Regions from separate parts of the Homo sapiens genome. Here regions 1 and 2 are each linked to region 3. Evidence: chromatin contacts called from ENCODE Hi-C or POLR2A ChIA-PET data. All regions are on one chromosome and are shown on one strand. Each heading gives the region's core, a stretch centred on a gene start or an enhancer-like site at or near the end of the contact. The rest is flanking DNA. Distances are from core to core; before and after follow the strand shown. Region 1 has its middle 5.7 kb from the start of MIR183. Region 2 overlaps UBE2H-DT (UBE2H divergent transcript). Region 3 holds the start of SMKR1 (small lysine rich protein 1).

The links. Hi-C counts contacts between places; a loop is a spot of excess contacts on that map. ChIA-PET counts read pairs that join two places held with the same protein, here RNA polymerase II (POLR2A). Pooled maps may share reads with other maps.
Region 1: a loop to region 3 is called in a pooled map, with 4 times the contacts of the local background. The contact joins the enhancer-like site here to the promoter of SMKR1 in region 3. A Hi-C loop is called at or near these places in 1 of 168 maps with a recorded cell type or tissue (vagina), 1 of 37 single-sample maps with no recorded cell type and 7 of 50 pooled maps. POLR2A ChIA-PET finds 5 or more read pairs at or near these places in 2 of 52 experiments (H1 and OCI-LY7).
Region 2: a loop to region 3 is called in a map of heart left ventricle, with 4 times the contacts of the local background. The contact joins the enhancer-like site here to the promoter of SMKR1 in region 3. A Hi-C loop is called at or near these places in 4 of 168 maps with a recorded cell type or tissue (K562, MCF 10A, cardiac septum and 1 more), 6 of 37 single-sample maps with no recorded cell type and 14 of 50 pooled maps.

Annotation. Positions count from the first base shown.
Region 1 is chr7:129,778,904-129,782,494 of GRCh38, forward strand. No RefSeq gene overlaps it. Among named protein-coding and RNA genes, the nearest start is that of MIR183, 5.7 kb to the left of the region's middle. RefSeq lists silencers at 580-709, 860-939, 1,000-1,799 and enhancers at 1,420-2,265, 3,112-3,591. Within about 2 kb of position 1,513, at least 14 of the 41 ENCODE cell types and tissues checked have a DNase peak (open chromatin) inside an H3K27ac peak, as active enhancers do.
Region 2 is chr7:130,007,703-130,011,457 of GRCh38, forward strand. UBE2H-DT (UBE2H divergent transcript) reads left to right here. Exons shown (of 4, transcript XR_007060520.1): 3 at 1,174-1,399. Among named protein-coding and RNA genes, the nearest start is that of ZC3HC1, 42 kb to the right of the region's middle. RefSeq lists enhancers at 902-981, 1,082-1,151, 1,239-1,738, 1,535-2,734. Within about 2 kb of position 1,854, at least 22 of the 41 ENCODE cell types and tissues checked have a DNase peak (open chromatin) inside an H3K27ac peak, as active enhancers do.
Region 3 is chr7:129,500,840-129,504,644 of GRCh38, forward strand. It overlaps SMKR1 (small lysine rich protein 1), which reads left to right and starts at 1,692. Exons shown (of 2, transcript NM_001195243.2): 1 at 1,692-1,988. The coding sequence starts at 1,986. RefSeq lists silencers at 1,391-1,440, 1,501-1,840.

The DNA of each region.
Region 1 (3,591 bases), core at 263-2,762, 280 kb after region 3:
CTCGGCCCTAATCGCTCAGAGCCGGCCTCAGTGCCCCTGCCCCCGGCGGGTATTACTGTACACGGTGTCCGGGAGCCCGGGTTGGAAGAGCAAACGAATGGCTCAGCCTGGAGGACACCGTGGAATCGGGCGACCCCTGACCCCGGGTGACACCCTCACTGCCCATAGTCCTGGGATGCGCTGACCGGTGAGGCGCCAGAGGCAAGCCGTCCAGCCGCCGATCTTGGGGAAGGGCTGGGAACCTGGGTGCCACTAGCGCTATTAACAGGAATGGGGCAGTTGAGGGCGGGGAACGGTGTCTCATTCGCGTGCGCCGGGGTTCCCGGGATGAGTGGCCGCGAAGTGGAGGCACACGGGAGGTCTGAGAGCCGCTTTCCCCCAGAGACTGGGCGGGGCGGCTCCGGGCCACGGAAGCAGCCTCGAACCAGCCGCGCAGCCCTGACAAGACGCTGGAGGGGCCAGCTCCGGGGCCCCGGCGCTCTCCGCAGCCCCCTCCCAGCCTGGCGCTTCCGCCTGAGCCCACCAGGGCGGCGAAACGCAGCCCGACCCCAGCCAAACTCCTCGCGGGTAGGCACCTCGCAAGCACCGGCCGCACTCGGACCGCAGCCGCTCCCGCCCCCGCCCCCGCCCGGGAACAGCGCTGGGCGCTGGGCAGACGCCACTGGCGGACCCGGGACCCAGGCGCCCCGTGGGCGCCTCCGCCTGAAGGCGCGGAAGAGCGAGTAGGCACTGCCGCGTCATCCCCGAAAGCCAGCTGCGCCGGGACTTCTGCCCTGCACCCGGGTTCTAGTGCGGCCGGTCCCGGGCGCCCGCCTCCGCCTCCTCTACTGAGCCCCGCTCTGGCTCCGCCCGGCCCGCCCCCCCGCTCCCGGCCCCAGACACTCACCTGCGCCGGCTCCAGGCTGGGCGCACAGCCGCCTCTCAGCTCCGCGCGGAGTCCACACCAGAGAAGCCAGGCAAAAACGGCCCCGGTTTGGAAAGAGCCGCATGGACGGAGCTTGAAGCGCGCCCGGCCCGGGCCCAAACCTCCGCTGCCCCGCGAGAGGGGGCGGCGCCGGAGCGCCGAGCCCAGCGGGGGAACAAAGGGGAGCCGGGACCCGGCCGCGCGCTTCCTGGGTGTCGGGTGACAGGTCTGCCGGGGAAGGCCCCGGCCCGGCCACCTGAAGAGGAGCCGCCTCCGCGCTGCAGGCGGGGGAGGTCCAGAGGGGTACCTGGGCCCGAGGACCGGAAGAACAGGGGGCGCGGGCTGCCCGGACCGCGCGGCTGGACGGAGGCCCTGCGGCTCCGGCACGGCTGCGCGGGGGCTCGACGGAGTGCACAGAGAATGACTCCAGGAGGGTTTTACCGCCCCCCGCCCCGGGCCCCGCCCGCCCCTCGCGCAGCGCCATTGGCTCAGGTGCCGCGAGGCGGGGAGGGGCAGGGGGCGGGCCGGGGATGATTCACCTTGAATGTGGCTCCGGTTGGTGCGCGGCGCAGGGCACGCCCGTCCGGGACTGCGGAGACGCCGGGAGCCCCGCCTGCTTGCCCAACCCGGCCGGGTCTGGCCCCAAGGGGTCCCGTCGCCCGCCTTCTATCCCCGCCTCCTGCCCTCGGGCTAGGGTGCCGCTAGCCGAGGTGCGCCCGGACGCCCTGCCACCCCAGCGCCCTCTGAGCCCGGAGCTAGCCGAGGTGTGTGTGGCGTGGCGTGCTTGGAAATCCGACCCTGGGAGGGGGGAGGGGAAGTGCGTTGGGAGCTGGGGCGCACCGTAGGGCCACTGGACGATCTCTGCAGTCTCCCCGCAGAAAGGTGCTCAAGGCTGACCTGTCTCAGGGGGCGCACCCGGACCCAGGGGCGCAGGGCTGGAATGGGGACAAGGGGCCTCCATGTCCTCACACGCCCACCCTCGGCCAGTTCTGCGGCCTCACAGGTGTCTGGCCACCGCTGCCGCCGCCGCCGGGAACAAAGGCTGTCTGTCCCAAGAGAGGGAGGGGGAGGGGAGCCGCCCCCCAGACCCGTTCCCATCTCCCCCTCCCCCCACTGCGACAGTGGCTCCCTCGGGAGGGGGCGGGGCCAGCCGGGGCTGGGGCGCGGACGCGGATTAGATCCTTCTCAACCGTCCTTTGGTCTGACACCACCCGGAGCATTCAGAAGGGACCGGGGGGCAGGGGCTAGGTCCTCCAAGCTGTCAGCGTTGGGGTGGCCTCTTCCTTCTTCCCCAGCATCCTGAGCACCGGAGCGCCCCCTCCCTCCCTGCTGCTTTGGCTGCCCTTGGCAGTCCCAGCTCCGCCCCGCCCGGCCGCCCCAGACGGCAACGGCAGCTCAAAACCAGATTAAAATAAAACGTTAATCCGCCCTTCTCCTTTTTAGCTTCTAGTTCTTCCCAATCGACCCCCGCAGATCTGGCACCCTAGAAGCCCCTGTAAAATGAGGGTGGTGCTTAGCCTATGCTCCCACCAAACCTAACCCTTGCACTTGAAGACCGTTAACACCTTGTCTTGGGCTCGAGCAAAAGAAGGGGGTGAGGCAGTGGAAGCGGGGCCCGGGAAATCTATAGTTTCCCCACCCCCAGCTCCTGCCGAGCCGGGAGGGGCCAAGGGTGACGGCAAGGATACGAACCCTTCAATATGCCCGACTCCCGGGCAGGGCCTGCTGAAGCCGTAGATGTCGCAGCCAGATGGATCGGGAAGCAAGATTCCCACCCCAGGTGGATAACTGGACGAGTCTCAGGGCCTCGGGGCCCCTCTCCCCATGCAGCCAGGGATGGGCACGGTGAGCGAGAACCCGGACAGCGGAGATAATGAGCACGTCACAGAGCCCAACGGGCCAAAAGGGGGTGATAGCTCCACATTAACCCCTCCCCGTCCTACTAGCATTCCCCCGCCCATCTAGGTCGCCTCGAGCCTCCCTGGCTGTCTCTGCACCCGCGCCCTACCTGGTCCTCAGACCCATGCGATGCTGGGCAACCCGGGCCGGGTGTGCCCAGGACCGCAAAGCGGGAAGCGCAGGCCTTGCGGACTGCGAGTGGCCCCCGCGGCCTGCTGCTCCCCTTTATAACGCGCGCCCCGCCCCCCGCGCTCCGGGCGCCCCGCCCTGGCCCATTCACCTGCTGTCGAGAACCAGACACCGCGCAGCAGAAAGCTAGCCGCTGGGCCGCGAGGTCCGGCCGTCGGAGCGGGCGGGGCTGGGGCGCCGCCGAGACAGATCCGATTTCCACCTTTTCTTAAATGCGCTGCTGAAAGTCGAGAAGGCCCCGGCCGGGGAGCTCGCGTCGCTTCCTCCCCCCTCAGCTCCCCTCGCACCCTGAGTCCCCCAGCCCCACTCCGGGAGGGGCCGCGAAACTGCACCCGCAAGGGCCTCATACATATTTTAAGGAGCAGGCCAGGCAGGTAACCGGAGCTGGACTCGGACGGTGAGGGGGCGGCCCCCGGGGACCTGATACCCTGGATCCCTTACGGCTCAGGGCTCAGGCGGGGGAAGAGGTGGCTCAGGACGACCTGGGGTCCTCACTTTGCTGGCCTGTCCAGCGCATCCTAAGCCCGCGTGTATCCTACCCCCTCCTTCTGCAGATCCAATGTCCGTCTGGCAATTGCCCCATTCCCTCTCGCTGGAGA
Region 2 (3,755 bases), core at 604-3,103, 510 kb after region 3:
TTTTTTTTTTTTTTGAGACAGAATCTCACTCTTGCTTAGGCTGGAGTGCAGTGGTACGATTTCGCCTCACTGCAATCTCCGCCTCCCAGGTTCAGGCGATTCTCCTGCCTCAGCCTCCTAAGCAGCTGGGATTACAGGTGCATGCCACCATGCCTGGCTAATTTTTGTATTTTTAGTAGAGATGGGGTTTCACTCTGTTGGCCAGGCTGGTCTCGAACTCCTGACCTCAAGTGATCTACTTGCCTTGGCCTCCCAGGATTACAGGTGTGAGCCACCACGCCCGGTCAGTACTGTTTTATGATGGCTCTTTAGTACTCCTTGGAGGAACAGAGCCACCTTCTTAGGCCTGTGGGATCACTACCTTAAAACACTGCTTCCTGTGCCTCCTGTCCCCACCCATGGGCGTCCCCTTCTGGCCTTCTTGGGTGCCCTTGCCAACTATGCCACAAATGGTCCCTCCAGTAGAAAGCCCCTCAAGGGCCAGAAGGGGCAGGGGACTTTCATTCTCATTTTTTACACCTTTTAAAAAAGTATTTTCTTTTTTTTTTTTTTTTTTTTTGAGACAGAGTCTCGCCTTGTCGCCCGGGTTGGAGTGCAGTGGCACAATCTCGGCTCACTACAACCTCTGCCTCCCAGGTTCAAGCGATTCTTCTGCCTCAGCCTCCCAAGTAGCTGGGATTACAGGCACACGCCACCATGCCCAGCTAATTTTTGTATTTTTAGTAGAAACAGGGTTTCACTATGTTGGCCAGGCTGGTCTCAAACTCTTGACCTCATGTGGCCCACCCACCCTGGCCTCCCAGAGTGCTAGGATTACAGACGTGAGCCACTGCTCCCGGCCTGAAAAAGTATTTTCTAATTTTATTAGTATTTTAAAACTTGGTACTGTGAAACATAGCACCTATTTTGTTCCTCATTTCACTTTGGAAAACCCCCAGGTTGAGTTAGTGGGAGTTGAGCCCAGTCACTGTTGACCGGCTGCATGGGCCTGGGCAGTGCTGAGACTTGGCAAGAGAGCCCAGGGCCCCCTGAGGACCAGTGGGGCACAGAGAGTGGCTACGGGTGTAGCATGGGATGGAGGAGAGGGAGAAGCTGCTGCCCGGTCCATCTCTGATTCGTGGAGCTGATTTTCCAAACACTCTAAGGCCTCGGTTCACATTCTGTTTCCCACAGAGGAGGCTCTGCGTCTCTGAACTGTTGTCAGGCCCCACCAGGCTCTTCACTGTTTGGAGCCAGATCTACGGAGCCAAACTGCCTTGACCTGCTTTCTGAGGAGGGGACAGGCAGCAAGTGCCGGACCTAGCCAGATTCAGCCCGCAGAAGGTGTTCCAGACTCCAAGCAGCCTGCTGGCCTAGCTCCAGGCCCAGGTGGCTGCAGACTCCACAATGGGTGACTCAGGTAAGCTGTGCTGGACAAACAAGCCAGTGTTCTCAGCCCAGCAGGGTGATGCCTGTCATAAGCTTTCCTGTCGTCATTGTACCGCCATTTCCTGAGGGTGGCCTTGCCAGGCCCGGAGCCAGGGTCCATGGAGACTGGTAGGAATGTGGTTATCTTGGTTTATGTCTTGTTGCCAAGGTGCTTCCCAATGCTTCTAAAGCTGGGCTTGGCGCTGATCCACCAGCACCTGTGCTGTCTGATGGTGGCATGGAGGCCGCTGGGCTGAAAGAGGCCTACTGAGACCACAGACAGTCTGGTGAGGAGATACTGGTATGTGTCTTTCTCATGATCCTAACACCTATAGTTTTGGTGCTCCCTTCCTTCAGGAGTCCCAAAAGACCAGGCAAGCTGGAGACACTTGGCCAGAGAGGCAACTGGGCTTAAACAGCCAGCTTAAACAAACAGCTACTATTTCCTGAGCACTTCTCATGTGCCAGGCACTGCTCTAAGCACTTCACATATGCCAATGAATTCTCAAAACATTCCTGTGACACAGCTACTAGTATTATCCCTAATTTACAGATGAGGAAGCTGAGGCTGAGTCATAGGTTCAGAAACACACAGCTGGTGACCAGTGAATCCAGGATCTGTACCCAGGCTATGGAACCTAGAGCCTGCTAGATCCACCTGCCAAGCTACCTGACCTAGAGCTGGTGTTTTTTTTTTTGTCCCCCTTTATTTTTCTTTTTTATAAACAAGGTGTCTTGCTCTGCCACCCAGACTGGAGTTCAGTGGTGCAATTATAGCTCACTGCAGTCTCGAACTCCTGGGCTCAAGCGATCCTCCCACTTCAGCCTCCCTAGTATAATGGGACTATAGGCACGTGCCACCACTTCTGGCTAGTGAGCTGGTGCTCCTAACTCTCACAGGGTACTGCCTCTCTTCTGCTCTGTCATGATGACTGTAGTGCAAGAAGGGGACTCAGCAAGAAGCCTCAGGATTCTAGGCGTGGCTCAGCCACAACCTGCTGTGTGATCTTGGCCTTCACTCCCCACTCTGGCCTTCAGACTCCTCAGGGATTAGACCAAGTAGTCTACAACTCTGCTTCCAGTTCTGTGGCTCTGACTCACGTGGAAACAGCAGTGGGGAAAGGCCCTATCCCTTAGCCCCACCGGAAGTGTCTACTGCTGATTACCAAGAACAGCCTCACGGGCTTTTGAGAAGGGCAGGGAGGATCAACTCCTGACCTGGTGACACTGATGGAGCAAAGCTGCTTCCCCACTCCACACCTCAGTTTCCCCACTCCTTCCAGTGGAGATAATGACCTCTGTGTGCTCAGTGCTACTGTGAGTCAGGGTTAATTAGCATTAGTCATAGACTTGGGAATCCTCACAAGAAAAGGGTCATCTGGTGGGTCTGGGCTGTGCCCTGGCTGTGATGAGACACCACTCATGCCCCTGTGAGTGTGTCATCATGCTTCATTAGTGGCTTGCCTAACTTTGCAGGTCGGCCCTGGGGTGGCCCAGCCCTGAGTGCGGGTGCTGAGATCAGCCAAAGGATGACACCTGGGGAGGGCTGCATGTGTCCCAGGGTGGCTGCCAATGGCTCACAGTCCCCTGGATTTCCCTTTCGGTTGACTTCCCATTCAATCGGGTTCTTATCATTGCTACTCGAGCCACTATTCCTGGATGCAAGGCCCCAACTCTGACCTTAAATTTAGAGGTTTTTTTTTCCTTCTCTGTCTCCTCAATAAATACCCATTCTCATTTCTGTCTCTCTGCTGACTGTTTCAATGCTTTCAGTTTCTTTCTGTTTCCATCACCGCACTTGGTAGAGCTTAAGTGGGGTTAGGGGAAAGACCCTGTAACAAAATAAGGACAAAGTAAGAATGATGATGTCTTGTGTTGGCAAGTCCAGCTAGGTAAGCCAGAAGTGGAACATGGGGGACATCTAGTGGCCGTAGTGGGTACTGCTAGCATTCTTGCCTGGCACCGAGGTCACATTCTTGAACTTTTTTTTTTTTTTTTTTTTTTTTTTTTTCTGAGACAGGGTCTTGCGCTATCTCCCAGGCTGGAGGGCAGTGGTGTGATCACAGCTCACGGCAGCCTTGACTTCCCAGGCTTAAGGGATCCTCGCACCTCAGCCTCCTGAGGAGCTGGGACTACAGGTGCACGCCACCACACCTGGCTTTTTTTTTTTTTTTTTTTTTTGGTAGAGACGGGGTTTCCCTATGTTGTCTACTCTGGTCTTGAACTCCTGGGCTCAAACAATCTGCCTGCCTTGGCCTCCCAAAGTGCTGGGATTACAGGCATAAGCCATCACGCCTGGCCTCATACCTGAACTTGATTCTCAAGTTGGCTACAGTGACTTGCCCCAG
Region 3 (3,805 bases), core at 442-2,941:
AAACAACCTTGTAGCAGGGCTCTGGATCTCTGATCTGGAGCTCAGGAAAAGCAGGGCTGGAACAGATTTGGGAGTGATCCCATAGGGGTAACCTTGGGAGAGCTGAGATAACCCAGAGAAGTGTAAGCGGCTGGGGTGGGCCAGCCCCATCCAGGGATGAAGACAGGCGCAAGAAGAGAAGAAAGTGCAGGTGGAGGGCAGGAGAATTTGCCATATCCAGGGCATATGGACTCATAAGAAAAACTCACAGACATATTAAAAGTAGCTGGAAGTTGGGTTTGCTCTGTTAATGAAGGATTAGGGAAAGCATATGTAAGAGAACCTAGAACATAAACAGTCCTCTTTGGAAGCCAGTTTGTCTTTCAAGAGAAAGCAAACAAAACACCACATCCTTGCAGAGCCTTCCAGGACCCTACTCCTGCTTCTTGGTCTAGCCTCCTCCCCCTGTCCCTAATTTTGGCATAATTGACTGCTCCTTGTCATCCAGATCTGTTTTAACGTCACCTCCTCAGAGAGGCCTTCCCCAGTCACCAATCTAAAAGAGCACCCAGTGGTCACATCAATTTAATGCAATATGCCATACTGTCCCTATCACTTTTAATGTCTGCCAGGCCCTCCATTTCAGCCACGACCACCTCCCCCAAATCACCCCTTAAAAGAACAAGGACTTTGCCTCATTCAGAGCTCAATTTCCAGGGCCTGGAAGAGTGTCAGGCACGTGGCAGATGCTCAATAACTGTTGAATAAAAAGGAATGATAGGCCGGGCAGTGGCTCACGTCTGTAATCCCAGCACTTTGGGAGGCTGAGGCGGGCAGATCACCTGAGGTCAGAAGTTCGAGACCAGCGTGACCAACATGGCGAAACCCCATCTCTACTAAAAATACAAAAATTAGCCGGGCATAGTGGTACGCATCTGTAATCCCAGCTACTCAAGAGGCTGAGGCAGGAGAATGGTTTAAACTTGGGAGGCGGAGGTTGCAGTGAACCGAGATGGCGCCACTGCACTCCAACCTGGGCGACAGAGAGAGACTCGGTCTCAAAAAAAAAAAAAAGGAATGACCAGTCATAAAAAAGAATGAGTCGTACCACCCGAAGTGTAGACTTCACCTGCAGGGAGGGAGGCTGGAACTGGCAAGGTTGGAGGCAAAACTGTACCTACTGTACCTTTCTCGCCCAATCCTACCTGCACATGAACTCCCTCCCCACCCCTTTAGTCTCTCGGGCCCTTACTCTCTTTATCCGGCTCTTTTGCAAACATTTCCCATGATATTCTCCCTTCACCGTCACAGTCCTTATGCTCGTTTCCCAAAAGAGCTTCTCCGATGATCTCTCCCAGGTTGGCCGAGTGAGCGGGCCTAGCCTGCGCTCTCACCCCAGTGCCACCCCAGTGGGAGCGCCGCCCGCGCCCGCCCCCTCGCCCCGCGCCCGCCCCCTCGCCCCGCGCCCGCCCCCTCGCCCCGCGCCCGCCGCTCCGGCAGCCCAAACCCAGACGCTAAAGCGCCGAACTGGGTTTCCGGGCGCTGGAGGCCGCGGTCGGCCTCGTACTAGGTGACGGCCCATCCCGCGCGCGCAAGCCCGGAACCCCGCTCCGCTCACCCTCCGCGCGCTGCCGCTTTGCCCTGGCAACGGTAACCACGGCGAGGCCCTGCCCCACGCCCGGTGATTGTGCGCGCGGCCCCGCCCCCGAGGCGCACGCCGGCCCAGCGCCCACAGCTGCGGCGGCCTAGGTGCCGCGTGGGGCAAGCAGGTGCCTCGCGTCCAGGCGGCTCCGCGGCTGGCTGCCTCCCGAGCCGGCCGCGCTCCTCCCAGCGAGGCGTGGCGGGGAGGCGTAGTGAGGCTGGGCCCGTGGCGGTTCCCTGAGGAGGGCCGAGAAGGGGCCGGGGGTGCTAGGGGAACGGGCGCTGGGGGCAGCGGCCCCGGTGGATGCTAAGGGCTTCGGGATCGGGAGAGTCCACCACGCCTGCCTGCTCGGCTGAGAATCGCCATGGTAATCCCCGTCTCCCTAAAGTACCCGGGGCCAGGGCGCGCGCCGTGGAGCCCCAGGCTGTCCCGGAGAGGCGCGGGCGCCGAGGTCACCGCCTCTCCCTGGGGTCGACCTCAACGCGTGGCGAAAAGATGGAGGGACAAGGGGTGCCCGGCGGTCCGCGCCTGCTGGGGGCGCAGCAGCCGCGGAGTCAGGCCAGCCGTCTTTCCAGGTTTTAGGTCGTGGTCCTGTTGAGCAGCCCCCACACCCAGACGGTTGATGTGGAAAATAAAGGGAGGGTGGCACCGTGGTGTGGCACGTCAGGGCGCCAGGCCATGCCCACAGTGACGGGTCCGAGCTGTTAGCTGCCGTAGCCACCCTGGGTGCCCGCGCGGGATTCTCCACTGCTCTGCAGACTCAGGAAGCAGAGAGTGAGCCTGGTACCACCACCTTGCTGTCAACAGCATTCCTGTTCTCAGCCCTCATCCAGTCACTTACGACCTCCTTCCAACCCTCGCTGCTCTTTCCAGAAGGGCTGTGACCTTCCAGCCCCTGCCCCAAGTCCTCAGGGAGGCATCATTGTCTGCTAAACTAAGTACTGCACGCTTGAGCTGGGCGCACAGAGCCCTTGCTAAAGGGGCCTCAACCTCGAGCTTTCTCTGCCATATCTTCTCTGCTAAACAACAACAAACAAAACGAACAAAAACCCTGCATCCCACACTAAACCCGCGTTCTTCTGGAAGCCCCTTGCGCCTTCCCTGTCTTGATCCGTTTTCTTTGAGGCTTGGATCAGAAGGACCCTGCCTCCTGCTTCCCCATCGCTCCTTCAGCGCCCACAGCCCTTTGCACCTCACCTCTGGTGCTTTGCCTGTTTTTCCTTGGAAAGCCTTATTCCTCATTAGACTCTAGTGTAGAAATCATTAAGTTTCTGTGTTCTTTCCAGTTTGTTTCGTGTAAAAGGATTAAGTAAAAATTTCTTGGTTTGAGAGTCATTCCATGAGCTATTAAAGGTAAAGAGCTATTACCTTTTTTTTTTTTTTTTTTGACAGGGTCTTACTTTGTCACACAGGCTGGAGTACAGTGGTGTGATCACAGCTGACTGCAGCCTCCATCTCTGAGGCTCAAGTGATCCTCCCGCCTCAGCCTCCCAAGTAGCTCGGACCGTAGGCAGGCATCACCATGCCTGGCTAATCTCTGTATTTTTAGTAGAGACAGGGTTTCGCCATGTTGCCCAGGCTGGTCTCAAACGCCTGGGCTCAAGGGATCCGCCCGCCTTGGCCTCTCAAATTGCTGGGATTACAGGTGTGAGCCACTGTGCCCAGCCAACTGCCATTTCTTTCAGGGCCCAGGGAACTGAGGCAGAATGCTGTACATAGCCATTGAAGCAAATGCCAGTTAATTCATGCTCCTTGAATGAGGGTCAAACACATTAGTGCACAGAGCCTGCAAGCCAGAGCGGAACCTTGCCTACCTTTCCTTCCTTAGCTGCTCTCACTGGCCCCCTTGGCTGCCTGTGGGCTGGCCATGTTGGCCTTTTTTGGGTTTCCGTCTCTTTGTGCACCTTCTCTCCGGCTTCAGAGACTTTGCATAGGCTGTTGGTCTTGGAATTCCCTACTCTCGGCCCACAGGCCACGCTTAGGGAGCCCTTCCTTTGATGGCCCAGATGAGGTCAGCCCTTGCCCATCTTGTGCTATTATAATTCCATGTGTTATAGGCATTATAGGGTCTTTCTTTATTAATTTCTTTGTTTTTGTTTTTTTTTTTTTAGAGATAGGGTTTTGCTTTGTTGCCCAGGCTGGAGTGCGATGGCATCATACATAGCTCACTTTGGCCTTGAATTC